2 separate regions of the Homo sapiens genome follow, and region 2 is linked to region 1. The links are chromatin loops, found by intact Hi-C in ENCODE. Cell type or tissue: heart right ventricle. All regions are shown on one strand. Each heading gives the region's core, and the rest is flanking DNA. Links, peaks and the distances in the headings are about the cores only.

Evidence for each region. Peaks named below come from ENCODE experiments on the same cell type or tissue, not always from the same donor. Only the 100,000 strongest peaks of a DNase experiment are listed, where the experiment ranks them.
Region 2: it touches region 1 in a loop (2.2-fold over the local background); 1 of 110 quality-filtered maps calls a loop at or near these places.

Annotation. Positions count from the first base shown.
Region 1 is chr1:108,081,644-108,089,987 of GRCh38, reverse strand. No RefSeq gene overlaps it. Among named protein-coding and RNA genes, the nearest start is that of LINC02785, 21 kb to the right of the region's middle. In heart right ventricle, for the core only: no CTCF peak of the experiment used is centred there; no DNase peak of the experiment used is centred there.
Region 2 is chr1:108,013,104-108,021,447 of GRCh38, reverse strand. No RefSeq gene overlaps it. Among named protein-coding and RNA genes, the nearest start is that of LINC02785, 47 kb to the left of the region's middle. In heart right ventricle, for the core only: no CTCF peak of the experiment used is centred there; a DNase peak (open chromatin) is centred at 4,782.

The sequences.
Region 1 (8,344 bases), core at 189-8,188:
TTGTAACAGGAGTTGAATACAATCAAATATAGTTCATTGATCAAGTAATATATTTTGTCCTAAATTCTTGAATTTTTGGAATCTCTTGAATCCCATATTCAAAAGGATATTGAGGAACCTAGACTATCAGGGAAGGAGCATGTAATCCTATTTGGCAAGGGAATCGGGGCTCATGCTGTCTTACATCCTAGACTTCCAAGTGCAACAACCATTTGATGACTTCTTGTCATCAGGCCCAGACCCTACACTGATGTAAAACAGTTCCTTGGAATCTCATTTGTTGATCCAACCTTTGGGCCTTGCTATTTGTTAAAGCAAAAAAAAAAAAAAAAAAAAGTGGTGCAAGTTGTTTCTCATGAGGTCAGTGCACTGGGTTTCTAATATTGAAAACAGCTGTGTTTTCTGTGAACATCTTCCTGCCACTGCATCATCTCTGGAGGATTTCCCATATATCCCAGTATGCCAATATCCAAAATTGTCCATTCATTCTCATTTTAGTTGGTCTACTAAGAGTGAATGAATGTATTTCATTTCTATACATCTCTTATTGTGAAAGGTACAAGAACTTCCTCTGAAATATTTGGCTGTTAAATATTATTTGGGCATGGTCCAATGAGGAATGTATACATCTTTTGCAATAAGCATCTTTCTGCTCTCAGATTATACATACAGCATAGGTTTTAGCTGTGCTTCAAAGCAGTGGAAGGGTTTGTAAGGACACTGGGCTAGGAGATAGGAGACCAGAGTGGTAGCTTTTCCTTTTCATTTAATAACTGACTGACTCTGAGCCACATTTTTCAACCCACTTCTGGATAATACTTTTGTAACTGCCAATATTGAACAGATGACATTCCAAGAGAAAAGTTTTTCTTTCTCTAAGAACTGTCGCTTTGCCACTCAGATATACAACCTATTTCCTAACACATATGAAACTAGTATGCAACATTTTGAGAATAGGGGAGACTCACTGAGATATTAGCATATTATTACTTGCCAAATCTGACATTATTTTAGGTAGAAAAATAACCTTATTTCTTTCTAAACTCTTTTGATAAAGTGTTTCTGAATTAGCCGAGCATGGTGGCTCACGCCTGTAATCCAGCACTTTGGGAGGCTGAGGCAGGAGGATTGCTTGAGTCCAGGAGTTTGAGACCAGCCTGGGGAACATAGTGAGACCCTGTCTCTACCAAAAATAATTTTTTAAAAAATAAGAAAAAATATTTCTGAATAAAACATTCTGAAATATCAGTGACTAAGAGTTATCACGACTAGAAATGTATAAAAACAACAAATATTGGTTTTAAATATCAGATGTCTCTAAGTTTTCTAAAAATAATATCTTTTACCTTGTGTTCTTTGTCCTTCTGCTTGCGTATTTTTAGATCATTTTAATAACAGTGCACATACTGTTTTGTATTCTGCCTTTGTTTTGGCAATAGGAGATAAAAGAACAAGTACTATAATCAAAAATAATTCTTTTGTTGAATATAATTGTAGCTAAAAACATCATCCATAAAATCACACAAGTTGGAGGAAAAACAAAGAAAACAGTGTCTTATTTGTGGAACCTGTCTTTTCTAAGCCACATCAGCAGAATATTCTACCCTTCTTGCACTTTCTGAATCTCCAGCTTGTTTGAAAGAAGCTTACATGTGTTTGCAGAGCCCTTGGGATGTCTCATAGGTGCTTGGGAACCCGGCAGCTTCAGCTATCTCATCCCATATGCCATTTTCTTCTGCTGCTCTGGAGCTAACTTCCCAGGCGCTGTGTGCTGCAAAGGTTGCAGCTGACCAGCAAGTCCTGGGCAGGTATTTCCCTCTGCTGTGGAGTTCTCTCCCACTGATGGTGGTCTATCTCCTTGTGACCATGTTTTGTTGGGCCATAGCCCCTCATGTGCCAGTGTCCTCGATAAGGCATCTGTTCATCTTGTCTAAGATGAAGTAGACAGAATTGCTTCATGGACTGTGGTGTAATATGCTCTTGGGTGAGTCCTAAAGCAATTTTAGGACTCTATCTTCCCTTTGTGTTTGTGAAAGCAGCTATTTCACCTTTTGCCTGTGATTTGTTCTGCCATCTCCCAGTAATATTACATCGATGCTGGTAATATATTTGTACCCTAAGGGCCTGTTATTAGTCCATACTCAGAGAAGAACTCCATAAACACATTGTTGACTCTCAGCTGTGTGTACTTGTACTTTGGCAGCAGGAAGTTTAATTCTGATGAATGTATTGAGTTTCAATCCTGGATAGAATAGTTGGCAAAGGCAGAGCGTGGCTCCTAACCTCTGGAGCTAGGTTAGGGTGTAAAATAAAGAGCTTGAAGGAGATGTGTCAACAGATGCCTGCTCGTGAACTCAGATTTAGGAGTTTGCCAAGGACATGAATGAATATTCAGAAATATTCCCCACAGAGTTTCCAGGAGGTCTGGGGTGACAGGGTTCCTGTAGGATTTTCTGTCCACGGGCTGTCCCTTTTGTCTTCCTTTCTGCAATAATGCCATGGTTCTCACCTGAATACTTCAGTTCAGACTCCTGAACTTGAAGAAGGTTTTGGATCCTCTGCCATTGATGAAACTGGGCTGACAACAATGGCAGAGATACTTTTGCCCCTGCTGCAATTCTGTCTGTCCTACATGTTTTTGAACTAAGGATCTAATAGGGTTGCTGTTTGTCAAGATGTAACAGGAAGCCTGTTTCTCCCAAATGGAGAGCAATTTTATGTTCATGATCCTCCAAGGTCTTGCCAAATAAAATTAGGTCATATAGACAAACTAGCATTTTCATACAATTTATGCCATTAATCATTTTCCCATTGATTTCTAAAATATAACAGTGGCCCCAGGATCCCTGGGGCCATACTTTTAAATTGGACCCCTACAAGACAGAAGAATGCCATCTTTTCTTTATCTTGGTTAGTCCTATATGCATTTGATAATACCCATGTCTTAAAACAGTCACCTAAAACACCTGGCTTCCTAGCATTTAGTCGGGAATATCCTTGACTTGTAGCTTTTTTTTTTTTTTTTTTTTTTTTAACACAGATCTATTTTGGTGCATCTATTCAGAATGCCATAGTTCATATTACATTGAAATTTTGCCTTGTTTTTCTTCCGTAACCCAATAGAAGAAGCATACGAACTATAGGATTTAGAGATGATTAGGTGACTATGCATTTTGGTTGGTCTGGGACAGTCCTGGCTTTATGCCTATTACTCAGGTGTAAATATTAATTAGTAGGACTCCATTTCATGCCTAAGTTATCTTGGTTTGAACAATAAAGCACATGGTCACCTAGAGATGATACACTTAATCATTAGCTCTAATCAGCTGTTAATGTTAAGCAGAGTACTCTTTCTATGGTGTTATTTTCAGGGTGAAGTTTCCTGTCTCTCTATTTTATGCCTTTTCCCTGACACAGACTGTATTACACTTCAGAAGAGCATAATGTTACTCCTTGCTTTGATCTTCTTCCTCAGTTTCTTTTCCCACACTTCAAAATAAAAGTTTCCAAGATTTAAACAAGGTGTTCCAGTTGTGACAGCTTTAGGAGAGGAAGCAGGTTCTGTCTTTTGGCAGGATCTGCACTCAGGACGAGGACAAGAAAAAAAATCCAGAAAGTCCCTAGCCTCTCACCTGCAGTATTGGGCAAGTACTTTAGATGGGCTGAGGTTGTACTCCATTCGTGGGCCACCCCTTACACATCCATCCCCAATCCAGGCATGCAATTGCTGCCGTAACCATCTCTTCCTTATCCCTACCCCTTCTTCAGGAGATTCCACCTTCCCATACCCCAAGTAGACAGAAGCATTTGGACTTGGGCATGGAATCCCAGTCCACATAATGCTTACAAGGGGAGGGGCTCAGGGGACTATCATAAGATGATTTCGGAATTATGGTCGCTTGTCACAATTAAGCCCTCCAGAATACCAGGCTAAATTTGCCTTTTTGTTTCTTTTGAAACTCTTATAAGTAAAAATTTCAAAGCAGTTTTTAATGTCCCTTTAATTTCAGTTTCACTGGCACCCTTTTCTGAGTGCATCCATACTTTTTTCTGTACAATAACAGTGCAGGCCAAACATCAGATAATTTTTGTTCTAGATATAGTACGTAGTCTGTGGGGCAAGTGTGTACTGGAGAAAGATTCATCATCATTCTGGACAGGCTGTCCACTATTTCTCCCCTTCCCCCTGCACCATCCCCCATGCAAGTATAACTAGTGTAGATAGGCAAGTTTCCCTAGACTTGGCCATGCTTACATTGACACTTATGACATCCAGACCTCTCTTTAGCCAAATTAGCAGGAAGGCCAGCTTTTCCCAGCCTCTTTCTTCCACTGGTGTTTCTGAGAATTGCAGAGGCCACTCATTTATTCCTAACAGTTGTCCTGATCTTTGTATCTGTAGGCAGTGTTGGAACTCAGACACCTTCTTGAGGCCACCACTGGTCACGGGGCCAGTTCCCCAGAGAGTTTATCACTAGCTGGGAATAGCTGGCTCTGAAGTTGCAGAACAAAAATGTTGATGTTGTCTATTAATTCCGAGATTCAAATGTCACTCTCACAGGGTGAGAGTGGCTCTTTCTCGAAAGCAAAGCTGTTTGTGCTCCAGTGAGTCTGGTGTCAATGGCGAAGTGGCCCTTGCCCCGACCACTGGGACAAGCTGGTATCACTGCCAACTTTGCAGAGGCCCTGGCATCCCCTCAGGGATCTGGACAGCTGGACCCCACCTCCTGCTGGCCCTATTACTTGCTGCATCGACCACCATTGCTGGGGCAGGCGACAGTGTTGGGACATCTAGAATGAAGGAGTACTTGTCTGACTTACTTTCTGAGCTTCACAGAAATAGGCCCTGGCCCCTGAGGGCCAAAGCTCTTCTGATACAAATCTGTCTCCAGGACAGCTGAGTTGGGGAGAGTTCTGAGAGAGGCCACTATCCTGACCTAGAACCAGGCTCCCTTTGATCCTTAACCCTGAGGCCAAGACCTGTCTACTACTCCTGATTCCTCCTCCCCACAGGGGGAATTCCATTCAGAATTCTCACTACTCTTTTGGTCTGCCCTCTCACTCCAATCCTTCAGACAATTTACAAAAACTTTGAATCTCACAAGTATTTGGGATTTTCTAAAAGTCTTTTCTCTCTTTCTCGATTTAGGGCGCATAAATACTGTGGCCAGAGACTCTGTAATTCTCAAGCTGAAATGCAAATAGGTATATGGTGAGGGGCCTGCAAATCCACCAGCCTCCTGAATCAGGGCCAGCACTTGCCCAGGAAAGCATTTTGTACTCTATGGTAATAATTCATTTAAAAATAAAATTCGGATCATACTAAATCATCTCTTTTATAACCTTCATGTTTTTCCTTAACATCACGAACATCTTTTTATAACAATAAATATTTTATGGCATCATTTCATAGCTGCATGGTATATGTTGCTGATTCTCTATTATGAGATATTTATTTCCAGTTTTGCCACTATCATGAATAATGATGAGGTGAATATCTTACTATAAGCAGCTTTGTGTACAGTGATGATTTCTGTAGGGTAATTTCCTACAAGTGGAATTTACTGGTTTAAAGGGCACTCTGGTTTACACCAACACCAGCAGCCTCTGCGGCTTTGCAAAGGGTTGTCAATAGTTACCTAAAATAATTCAGAAGATGTTCTCCTGTGGCTGTTCTTTTAAATGGTGTGTAAGAGAACACAATCAAGGCTTAGAATTGCTTGAACACTCTACTTTTGAGCCCCTGAATGTCACATTAGATAGGACAGTTTAGTTTTCTAAACTGTTTTTTGTTTTCTCTTAAAATATCTTTTATTAAATATATTTTTCATATTTCCTTTTCAGCAAAACATAATGATAGCTATAATACTAATAATTGCCAGGAAGGGTTTTCCCTAATCCTCTGAGTATTTGGAGGTCAAAGGAAGAGCTTTTATATCCTTTCAAAAGAACAGTAAATATGGTGGGGTGAGGGTGGGGACAGAGTTGTATCTCAAAGGCCCTCCTGTTTCAGAGGAGATGCTATAGAGAGGTTAGAAATTATTTACCAGGGGACGTAGGGTCATTTTCCCAACATTATCACATCCTTAAGAAGAATTCTGTGTCTTACCCATGAGAGATGTTTGTCATTTTGATTTTTTGGTTATTACCTGGGACCCTTTTTTTTTTTTAACCTTCTTAAAGCATCCTATGGTATTTTGGCTCTAGACTTGTGACATTTTGTCTTCTTTCCTAAAGGCACAGGGAGAGTTAGGGAGCCATCTGTGCTTGCCCTCAGTACTGTGTTTAAGAGATAAATAAGCAATTACTTCTCTCCTCAGGCAAGCTCTTTTGTTTGTCAGGAAGTCTCTGTCTTGATCCTGTCTCAGTAAACAGAAAAAGATATGTAGCAATTCCACAGCCATAGAAGACTGTGGCTGGCTTCAGACTACATTCATAGAAATACAACATATGGACTGATTAAAGTACAATCCCATTGTACTCTGCATATCTTCATTCTGCAAACATTTCCTATGTATTACGCAGTGGACACTGGGCCACATGTTAGGATTCAGGGCTAAAAAGACAGTCCCTACACTCTAGAAACTCAGGCAGAAGGGAGAGAGACATGGTGACAAACAATTGTCATAGGATGATGTAATAATTTTAATAGGTATTTGTTCAAAAACAGGAGGTGTGTAGGGGGATGGAACATCTGAGGCAAATAGCCAATGAGCTCTTGGAGGATAAGTAGGTGTTTGCCCAGCATGTGAGTGGAGGGGATTCTAGGCAAGAAAACAGCATGTGCAAAGTCAGGAAACTATACTAGTTTATGGAGTGTAGGGTGAAACATCAAGTATTCTAGTTTTGCTATTAAAACAGGAAAGGTAGATGGGCAGGAAATGAGGTTAGAGGCGTTGGCAGGAACAGGAGATGAGGAATCTTATATGTCATGTGTGGGAGAGACTGTTAATTGTCTCCATTATTTGTTTTCTCCCCTCTTCAATTGGTGATAGACAGGTTAGCAGGGCACAAGGCCGCCTGCATTAAACACTACATTTCCCAAGCTCCCTTGAATGTAGGCATGGCCAGTTGACTAAATTCTGTAAAGGGAAGTGTCACATAGCAGCTCCAGGGAGTCTGCCCTTAAAGACAGACAGCAAGACAGCATCTCTCCCTCTTTCTCTCTCTCTACTCGTCTTTGTCTTTGTCCCCATTTCCATCTAAATTCTGGAAAGCAAATAGTGTTGGCTATACAAAACAAGATAGAAAGATCCTGGGTTCCTGAAGCCATGAAAAACTTTGCAGCCATAAATCACTACCCAGATTTCTACCCAAGAGAGAAAGAAATTTCTGTTTTGTTTAAACAACTGTTATTTTGAGTTTTCTGTCTCTTACAGATATATCTAATTTTAATGCATTGAGCAAAGGAGTTTAGATTTCATGCTGTTGCTGATGGACAGGTGGTGGAGAATTTGATCATGGGCAGCACCATGATCAGAGTTGCGTGTTAGAACCATCTCCTGAAGACACTGGGAAAGACTGATTAGAGTGGGACCAATTACCAGCAGGTAGAGCCACATGATTCAGGGGAGAGACGATGCAGGGAGTGGCTTTGCACTAGGTCAGCTTAGCTAACTGAAAACAGATTTCCCAGAATTCCTTTCCCTGGATGGCTATGGTTAGGATTGGGAAGGGGGAAGTGAGGCAGCAGCCACATTGTCACAGGAAGTCAGCATAGGATCAGGAGCTACTGCAGCTCACATGCATAGTCCAGGATCTGCTGGCTCACCTTCTTGGCATGAGGCAGCCGCTGGGCTTGCAGCTACTGTGACCACTGCCAGCTCTCCTCTTTCAGTGTGTCCAACTCCTGGGCCAGCCGTGGGTTTAGATTCCTGACAAAGGGTGCCAGCATCTTTGGCAGGTCACCCACATCATTGAAATTGAAAGCTTGGAGGCGATGAGAGACCGACACTCATTCCAGTTTGTCCTCTTGGGTTCCAGCTTGTCCTTGCTCTCCCCCACTTCCTGTCCATCTTTCCTTCCTGACTGCCTACCCTGATGACTTCAGGCCAGCACCAAATGAAGAAGCAACAGCTGTACATAAACTTGTTAACCAGCTCCCACGATTGTATAAGGTCAAATCCATATGCCAAACCTCTTATCACTCTGAGTGGTTCTGCTTTTTTGATCAAACCCTGATCGATATTGAGTACGAAGATGGTGAGGGCAAAGTTTCACTTTCTTATTTACCACTCTGTCCAGAGTCTAGAACAGTACCTGGAAGATAGTAGATGCTCAAGAAATATTTTTGAACAATGGGAGATTTTTAGGAGGTAGAAGTAATAGGACTTGGTGATTGGAT
Region 2 (8,344 bases), core at 139-8,138, 68 kb after region 1:
TCACAGCAGAGGCCTCTGGGATTTTGGAGCAAGGCCCTGCCATCTTCTGCAGATAACTACTCTCCTTTTGAGAGACAGCTCTTGGGTTGTTACTGGGCTTTGGTGGAAACTGAACGTTTGACTGTGGGTCATCAAGTCACCATGCAACCTGAATGGACTATCATGAACTGGGTGCTTTCTGACCCATCTAGCCATAAAGTGGGTCATGCACAGCAGCATTGCATCATCAAATGGAAGTGATATGTGCATGACCGTGCTGGAGCAGGTCCTGAAGGCACAAGTAAGTTACATGAGGAAGTGGCTCAAATGCCCATGGTCCCCACTCCTGCCACTCTGCCTTCTCTCCCCACAGCCTGCACTGATGGCTTCATGGAGAGTTCCTTATGATCAGCTGACAGAGGAAGAGAAGACTAGGGCCTGGTCCACAGATGGTTCTGCACGATATTCAGGTACCACCCAAAGTGGACAGCTGTAGCACTACAGACCCTTTCTAGGACATCCCTGAAGAACAGTGCTGAAGGGAAATCTCCCCAGTGGGCAGAATGTTGTTGAGTGGTACACCTGGTTGTGCACTTTGCATGGGATAAATGGCCAGATCTGCAATTATATACTGATTCATGGACTGTAGCCAGTGGTTTGGTTGGATGGTCAGGGACTTGGAAGAAGCATGATTGGAAAATTGGTGACAAATAAATCTGGGAAAGAGGTATGTGGATGGACCTCTCTCAGTAGTCAAAAACTATGAAGATATTTGTATCCCATGTGAGTGCTCACCAATGGGTGACCTCAGCAGAGGAGATTTTAATAATCAAGTGTATAGGATGACCCATTCTGTGGACACCACTCTGCCCCTTTCCCCAGCCACCCCTGTCATTGCCCAATGGGCCCATGAACAAGGTGGCCATGGTGGGAGGGATGGAGGTTACGCATGGGCTCAGCAACATGGACTCAGCAACTTACCAAGGCTGACCTGGCTACGGCCACTGCTGAGTGCCCAATTTGCCAGCAGCAGAGACCAACACTGAACCCTCAATATGGCACCATTCCTCAAGGTGATCAGCCAGCTACCTGGTGGCAGGTTGATTATATTGGACCTCTTCCATCATGGGAAGGGCAGAGGTTTGTCCGCCAGAATAGACACTTACTCCAGATACGTGTTTGCCTATCCTGCACACAATGCTTCTGCCAAGACTACCATCTGTGGGCTCATGCTCATGCAATTCACTGGTCTTACCATGTTCCCCATCATCCTGCAGCACCTGATATTGATAGAACAGATGAATGCCCTTTTGAAGTCACAATCACAATGGCAACTAGGTGACAATACTTTGTAGGACTGGGGCAAAGTTCTCCAGAAGGCTATGTATGGTCTGAATCAGCGTCTAATATATGGTACTCTTTCTCCCATAGCCAGGATTCATGGGTCCAGGAATCAAGGGGTGGAAGTGGAAGTGGTACCACTCACCATCACCCCTAGTGATCCACTAGCAACATTTTTGCTTCCTGTTCTCTAGACATTAGTTCTGCTGTCCTAGAGGTCTTAGTTCCAGAGGGAGAACGCTACCACCAGGAGACACAACAATGATTCCATTAAACTGGAAGTTAAGATTGCCACCCGGACACTTTGGGGTCCTCCTACCTTTAAGTCAACAGGCTAAGAATGGAGTTACAGTGTTGGCTGGGGTGATTGACCTGGACTATCAAGATGAAATTAGTCTTCCACACCACAACAGAGGTAAGGAAGAGTATGCATGGAATACAGAAGATTCCTTGGGGTGTCTCTTTGAATTACCATGCCCTGTGATTAAGGTCAATGGGAAATTACAACAGCCTAATCCAGGCAGGACTAAAAACGGCCCAGACCCTTCAGGAATGAAGGTTTGTGTCACTCCACCAGGAAAAAAACCACGACCTGCTGAGGTCCTTGCAAAGGCAAAGGGAATACAGAATAGGTAGTAGAAGAAGGTAGTCATCAATACCAGCTATGACCACATGACCAGTTGCAGAACTGAGGACTGTAATTGTCATGAGTATTTCTTCTTTTTGTTAAAAACATGTTAATGCATGTAAACACTGTACTAAGAAAATATCTTCATTTTATTTCCTTTTCCTTTATCATGTGACATAGATTTGTTGACTTCGTATCAGTATTTAAGTATTGTTAACTTATGTAATAACATTTGGGTTGGGGATTTGTGTATTTCCAATGGATGAAGGACAGTTGTATGATGTTGGGCGTAATTATTACATTATTGTCTTTATTTGAAGATTATGTATGATCTCAGGAGATGTGTGTGGATTCATGCTGACAAAGGATGCACTTGTGATGTTTAGTATTGAGTGTCAACTTGATTGGATGGGAGGATGCAAAGTATTGATCCTGGGTGCGTATGTGAGGGTGTTGCCAAAGGAGATTAACATTTGAGTCAGTTGGCTGGGAAAGGCAGACCCACTCTTAATCTGGGTAGGCACCATCTAATCAGCTGCCAGTGGGGCTAGAATATAAAGCAGGCAGAAAAATGTGAAAAGGCTAGACTGGCTAGGCCTCCCAGCCTACATCTTTCTCCCATACTGGATGCTTCCTGCCCTCGAACATCAGACTCCAAGCTCTTCAGGTTTGGGACTCGGACTGGCTTCCTTGCTCCTCAGCTTGCAGACAGCCTATTGTGGGACCTTGTGATCATGTGAGTTAATACTACTTTATAAACTCCCATATATATATGTGTGTGTGTGTGTGTGTGTGTGTGTATATATATAAACTCCCATATATACATATATATATGTGTATATGTATATATATATATATATATATATGGGAGTTTATATACAAGTTTATATATAGATATGTACATATATATGTATCCTATTAGTTATGTCCCTCTAGAGAACCCTGACTAACACAAGTTTATCTATATAATAGTTTATCATACTATTATTATAGCATATTTTCATATCAGTAAGTATGAAGAAATGGTCATCAATACTTGAAAAGCAATTGAACATAACCTTCACCAGGAGGCGGGAATTGAAAGTAGAAGATAACAGTCCACTTGTACATTTTGGGTGAAAAAGTTCGAAGCAAGTGGCTTCATTATTGTACGATTGAATAATACCTTGTTATAATTAATATATATTATGTAATAGAATATTTCCTAGATAAACAAACTAAAATGCACTGTTTTAAATGTGTAATTCTGATAGGTATCTAGGCTTGCTTTATCTCATTTAATCCTCCTAACAAGGTGGTTATTATTATATTAACTTTACAGACGAGGAAACTGATGCCACAGCTAGGTCCAGCCACGGGTCTAACAGGACAACTAAGAAGATTTAGTCAGACACTTGGCTTTCCTGTAGCTCATTCCCTAGATTGTTTTCACCCAGTTCAAAAGCCCTGGTGCCTGTTCTGAAGGAGGCTTATATGGCTTGGTAACTGACCTTTACTGACTCCTGCACTCTTCACCTGGGCTCCTGTACTGAACCCATACAATGCATTCTGCTACCAACTCTGCTCAGCCCAGCCCCTAGTTTCCATCCTGCTCAACTCCACATTGCACTAGATGACAACTGTAGATGACCAAAGCCTGACTCACACCTTTCCAGTGTGTTCTTTATGTTCCTGGTCTCCCCTTCGATTCCAAGGGGTTGCTTGACATCCTTTTTACCCCTTCTCACCTCTGTTTGACTGAAATTTGAGCTGTAGTGGCTGGGGAGCTTGTCTAGAGATCCACCACTATCTCCTCAGAACCTAGAGCATTGCTGGCCCGTGATTCTTTAGGTAAGTTCATGAGAGAATGAACAAATGAGTGTTGTGGGCTGGAAGGGGCTGCTTGTATCATTGATGTTTGTGCTGTGGGTTGCCCAAGGACAATGGGCAGGTCTGGAGAACTTTACTAGTTCTGGAGATAGAGAAATTAAAATAAAGTTGTAATTAATTTGCTTTTTCTCAGCAGTTGACTTTTAGAATAAGGAGATATGAGTTGTATGAAAACAACCTGAATGAGCAAATATTTATTTTTAAAAAACCCAAACTCCAGAATATGTTTTAGACAGCTTTGTTGATACATAATTCACATATAAACAATTCACCCACTTAAAATGTACAATTTAGTGGGTTTTTAAAGAATATTTATAGGGTTTTGCAACCATCCTTACAATCAAATTTTGGAACATTTCTGATTCCCTTAAGAAAAACCTGAACACAATTAGCAGTCACTCCCCATTCCCACCTCTCCCCAGCTCCTGAAAACAATGAATCTGGCCGGGTGTGGTGGCTCATGTCTGTAATCCCATCACTTTGGGAGGCCGAGGAGGGTGGATCACCTGAGGTCAGGAGTTCAAGACCAGCCTGGCCAACATTTGATTTCTTTTGTTTGCTATCCTGTCTTCCCTCAATACTCTAATCTCAGTGATGTCTGTCTCTGTTAAGCATCTATAGAGTCTAAGCTACCTATTTTTCATTTGCTGGGTTATTATATTAACTTTCTCAATCTCTCCCTACTACATTATTATGCCATTCATATCCCCACCACAAAACAGAGTTTGCCCTGTGTAGCCCCTGTTGACAGTGTGCATTGCTCAGTCATCTTCAACATGATTTCCCTGCAGTGGTATAAGATTCAGAAGCCTCCAAAGAGAGTTACAGCTCTCAAAAGCCGGATGTGGATTGCATTCCAAGTTAGAAACTTTTCAGGTGCTGAAATGCCAGATGGAGGAAGCCAAGTGGAACATTGGTGGTGTCAGAAAGAAATAATAAGCACTCCCAGGATGACACTTGGGTTTGTCTCTGTAGCAGGACGCTTATCTCTCGGCAGTGGTGACTCACTGGCCATAATTGACAGCTGGAACAATTGTGGGTAGGAGAGATAGGCTTGCCACCCAGTTAGAGACTAAGCAGCTGGGTTTTGATTATTTTCAGGGAATGTGTGAGCAAATCTTATGGTTTGGTGAGTTTTATCATCAGTGTTTGTCGGCCTTTCCTTCTCTGCTGGGACAGTGAAGCCGCAGCTGAAGTGGTTGTGAATTGTCAGCCATCACTTTGGTCACAGTGTAGAGAACCATTTTCTTTTTCTTTTCTTTTCTTTTTTTTTTTGAGATGGAATTTTGCTCTTGTTGCCTAGGTTGGAGTGCAATGGTGCAATCTCGGCTCGCTGCAACCTCTGCCTCCTGGGTTCAAGTGATTCTCCTGCCTCAGCCTCCCGAGTAGCTGGGATTACAGGCGCCTGCCACCACGCCCAAGTAATTTTTGTATTTTTTTAGTAGAGACAGGGTTTCACTGTGTTGGCCAGGCTGGTCTTAAACATCTGACCTCAGGTGATTCAGCCACCTCAACCTCCCAAAGTGCTGGCATTACAGGCGTGAGCCACCGCAGCTGGCCTGGATAATCATTTTCTATTGAGAATGACCACTGTACTTTCAGCAGAGTCCTGAGTGAGCACTTCTGCAAGAATTGTTTTGTGGCTTAAGGCATGGTTTGTTTGGGCCATTGTTTCTCCATTTTGAGGGCTTCAGATCTCAAGGATTTAGGTGTCTCTACCAGATAAAGCTGAAACCAGTGACTTGATAGAGTTGTTCTGGTCTCTCATGTGTCACCGTTTTGAATTTTCCCTTAAATCTTCTCAGTCCCCTCTCTTGGCGATGGATACCTAAAGCTGACCAACCATTCTCACCATTGGATTATAAATATTTGTGTGTGTGTGTGTGTGTGTGTGTGTGTGTGTGTGTATGTATGTGTGTATATGTATACATTGTAGCTATTATCCTTGCAGATGTAGTTGCATATAATTTTTTTTTCTTAGAGTGAGGAGATGAAGAAAGTGAGATCTAGGACAAAGCCTATTTAAAGACCAAACACAGGCAAATTTTTCAATACCATGAGATACTGGGTATTTTTTTTTTCCTTGGGTGGACCAGGCTGAGGGTGAGATAAAGATGGAGACAGAAAGGAAAGATCCAGAAGGACATTGCTGTGGAGCTCTAGTCAGTGGGGCCATCATGGATATCTATCATTTTTGCCTGCCAGTATCTATTCTAGCTAGAGCACTCTGATTTTACTTTGGGAGAAACCACTGCCTCTCATTGGATTTATGTCTGGCAAGAGTCAATCATGGTGCCTGTCCTTCCCTGTTCAAAGCTGGAGCAACTGAAAACACCCTCCCTTTGCTTGAATCCTGGAACAGATGCAAAGAATCATCTAGGTCCCATTATCCCAAGGGCAGCTCCCTCTAGAGCTTCTTCATTAGGTCCTGACACCAGGATTTCCAGGGTTGCTCTGATTCCTGTCCATTCTGAAGTCCAAGTGTCCAACTTTTCTTTAATTATGTGAATTACCCCATATCCTTCTAGTTGGTTTTTTGTCTAAGTGGGCCTGAATTGGTTTTTGCCAGTTGCAACCAAAGGATCTCACTGATACACTGGGGTGCATCTGTATGAGGTCTTGGGTGGGCAGGAAGCAGTAGGCTGGACCTGAGAGACTAAGGGCTCGGGGTGAGACACCCTGGGAGAAGGGAAAGGGCACTAAGAAAAGAAGAGGGAGGCACCAACGGCACCCTTGTCCACCTAGAATTTGTTCCAGGTGACAATCTCATTTGCTTTTTAAAGCTTCCTCTTTGTCAATCAAGGAATCACTTCCATTTCTTCCTGGCCTGGAGGTTCCACTGTGAAAGTTCATCTTTTGAGACAACAAAACTGGGATTTCTACTAAAATCACTCATTCCAAAAATATTCACCCGGCACCTACTGATTGCCCACCCCTTGGCTAAGTACGAATGATTCAAAGGTGAACAAAACACAGCCCTTGTGCTCAAGAGTTATAATGTCTAGACCTGCGTGGTCCAGTATGGTAGCCAGTGGCTACATGTGGCTTTTATATTTAATTAAATTTAAGTATTATAAGTTAAAGTTTACTTCCTCAGCTATACTGTCCATGTTTCAAATATTCCAATAGCTCACATGTGGCTGACGGCTACCATTTTGGACAGTGCAGATATAGAGCATTTCTATCATTACAGTATTTTCCATGGGACACTGCTGGTCTAGACAGGTGCAATAGAGAGAATGATATAGATGATATAAGCCAGGGCATTAGGGATCACATAGGATCTAACTCGGACTTTTATGGAGTCAGGGTAGACTTCCTGAAGATAATGACATCAAAACAGACCTGGAGGATAAGTTGGAATGTCCAAGCTAGGAGAAGAAGAAGAATTCCAAGCAGAGGAAACAGCATGTACAAGGACCGTGAGTTGCCTGAGGACAAGCTGAAGTGCACTCAAGTAACCAGATGAGAAGAGAAGGCCTTTGCACCATCAACTTTCTCATATGCTTTGTTACTAAGATTACATTCTCTTGATTTCAGATGTCAAGGGACAGGGTCCTAAGGGGACTGGCTATAGGAGCCACCTATTCTGACCTGCTAAATTAAGAGAGCTGATGCCTCAATTTTGGAGCACTGAGGTCATATGAAAGGTATTTGCTGGATGAGAGAAGCCAGTGGATTTGGAGAGAGGCAACAACACATGAATAAAGGGGTCTAATTTAGAGCTCTGAAGACTGATGCCTGTGACCCCAGGTAAACCATCTCTCACATCTCAATTCCTTTTATACCTAAAATCAGTTCATCTTTTTGATCAGAACCCAAGTTAAGGAAGCCAAGAAGTGTGTTTTACACATGGTGGTTTTCCCATTCCAGTTGAGAGTACATATGTTGAACATAATTGCAATCATATTTGGAGACAACTAGTCAAGTCTGGGCTAATTTGACTGCTCCATGTTATGTTTAAAGTGTAATTCTGTGCACATGGAAATATTAGATAAAAATGTGTGTCTCAAAAACTAGCTTCTGATTAAATAATACTCTCTTTAGGAAAGACTACTAAGAGGAAGACCCCCTGAACCCAAGGGTTGGGGCCCCTTTGTCAGGAAAGGATAAACTGACACTTGTTGGGCACCTCCTGTGCCCCCAAAAGCTTCATCAATTTTCTCTCTAATCTTCCCAAAATTACCCAGGGAGAGGAAGATACAGAGGGACTGAGTGGAGAGCTCACTTCTTCCTGCTATGTGTTAATCTTGCAGCTATGAGAGGATCAGAGAGAACCTGATTTCAGAGACCTGCTTTGCTTGGGAGAACCAGAAGGCTGCCAGGGCAGTGGTGAGTGATGGGAGGACCTCTGTAAGTGACAACAGAAGGAAAGTGTAATGGTCAAGCTAATGTGTCAACTTTACCAGGCTAAGGGATACCCAGGCAGCTGGTATAACATGATTTCTGGGTGTGTCTGTGAGGGTGTGTTTCAGGAAGAGATTAGCGTTCAAATCAACAGACTAAGAAAAGAAGATCTGTCCTCAC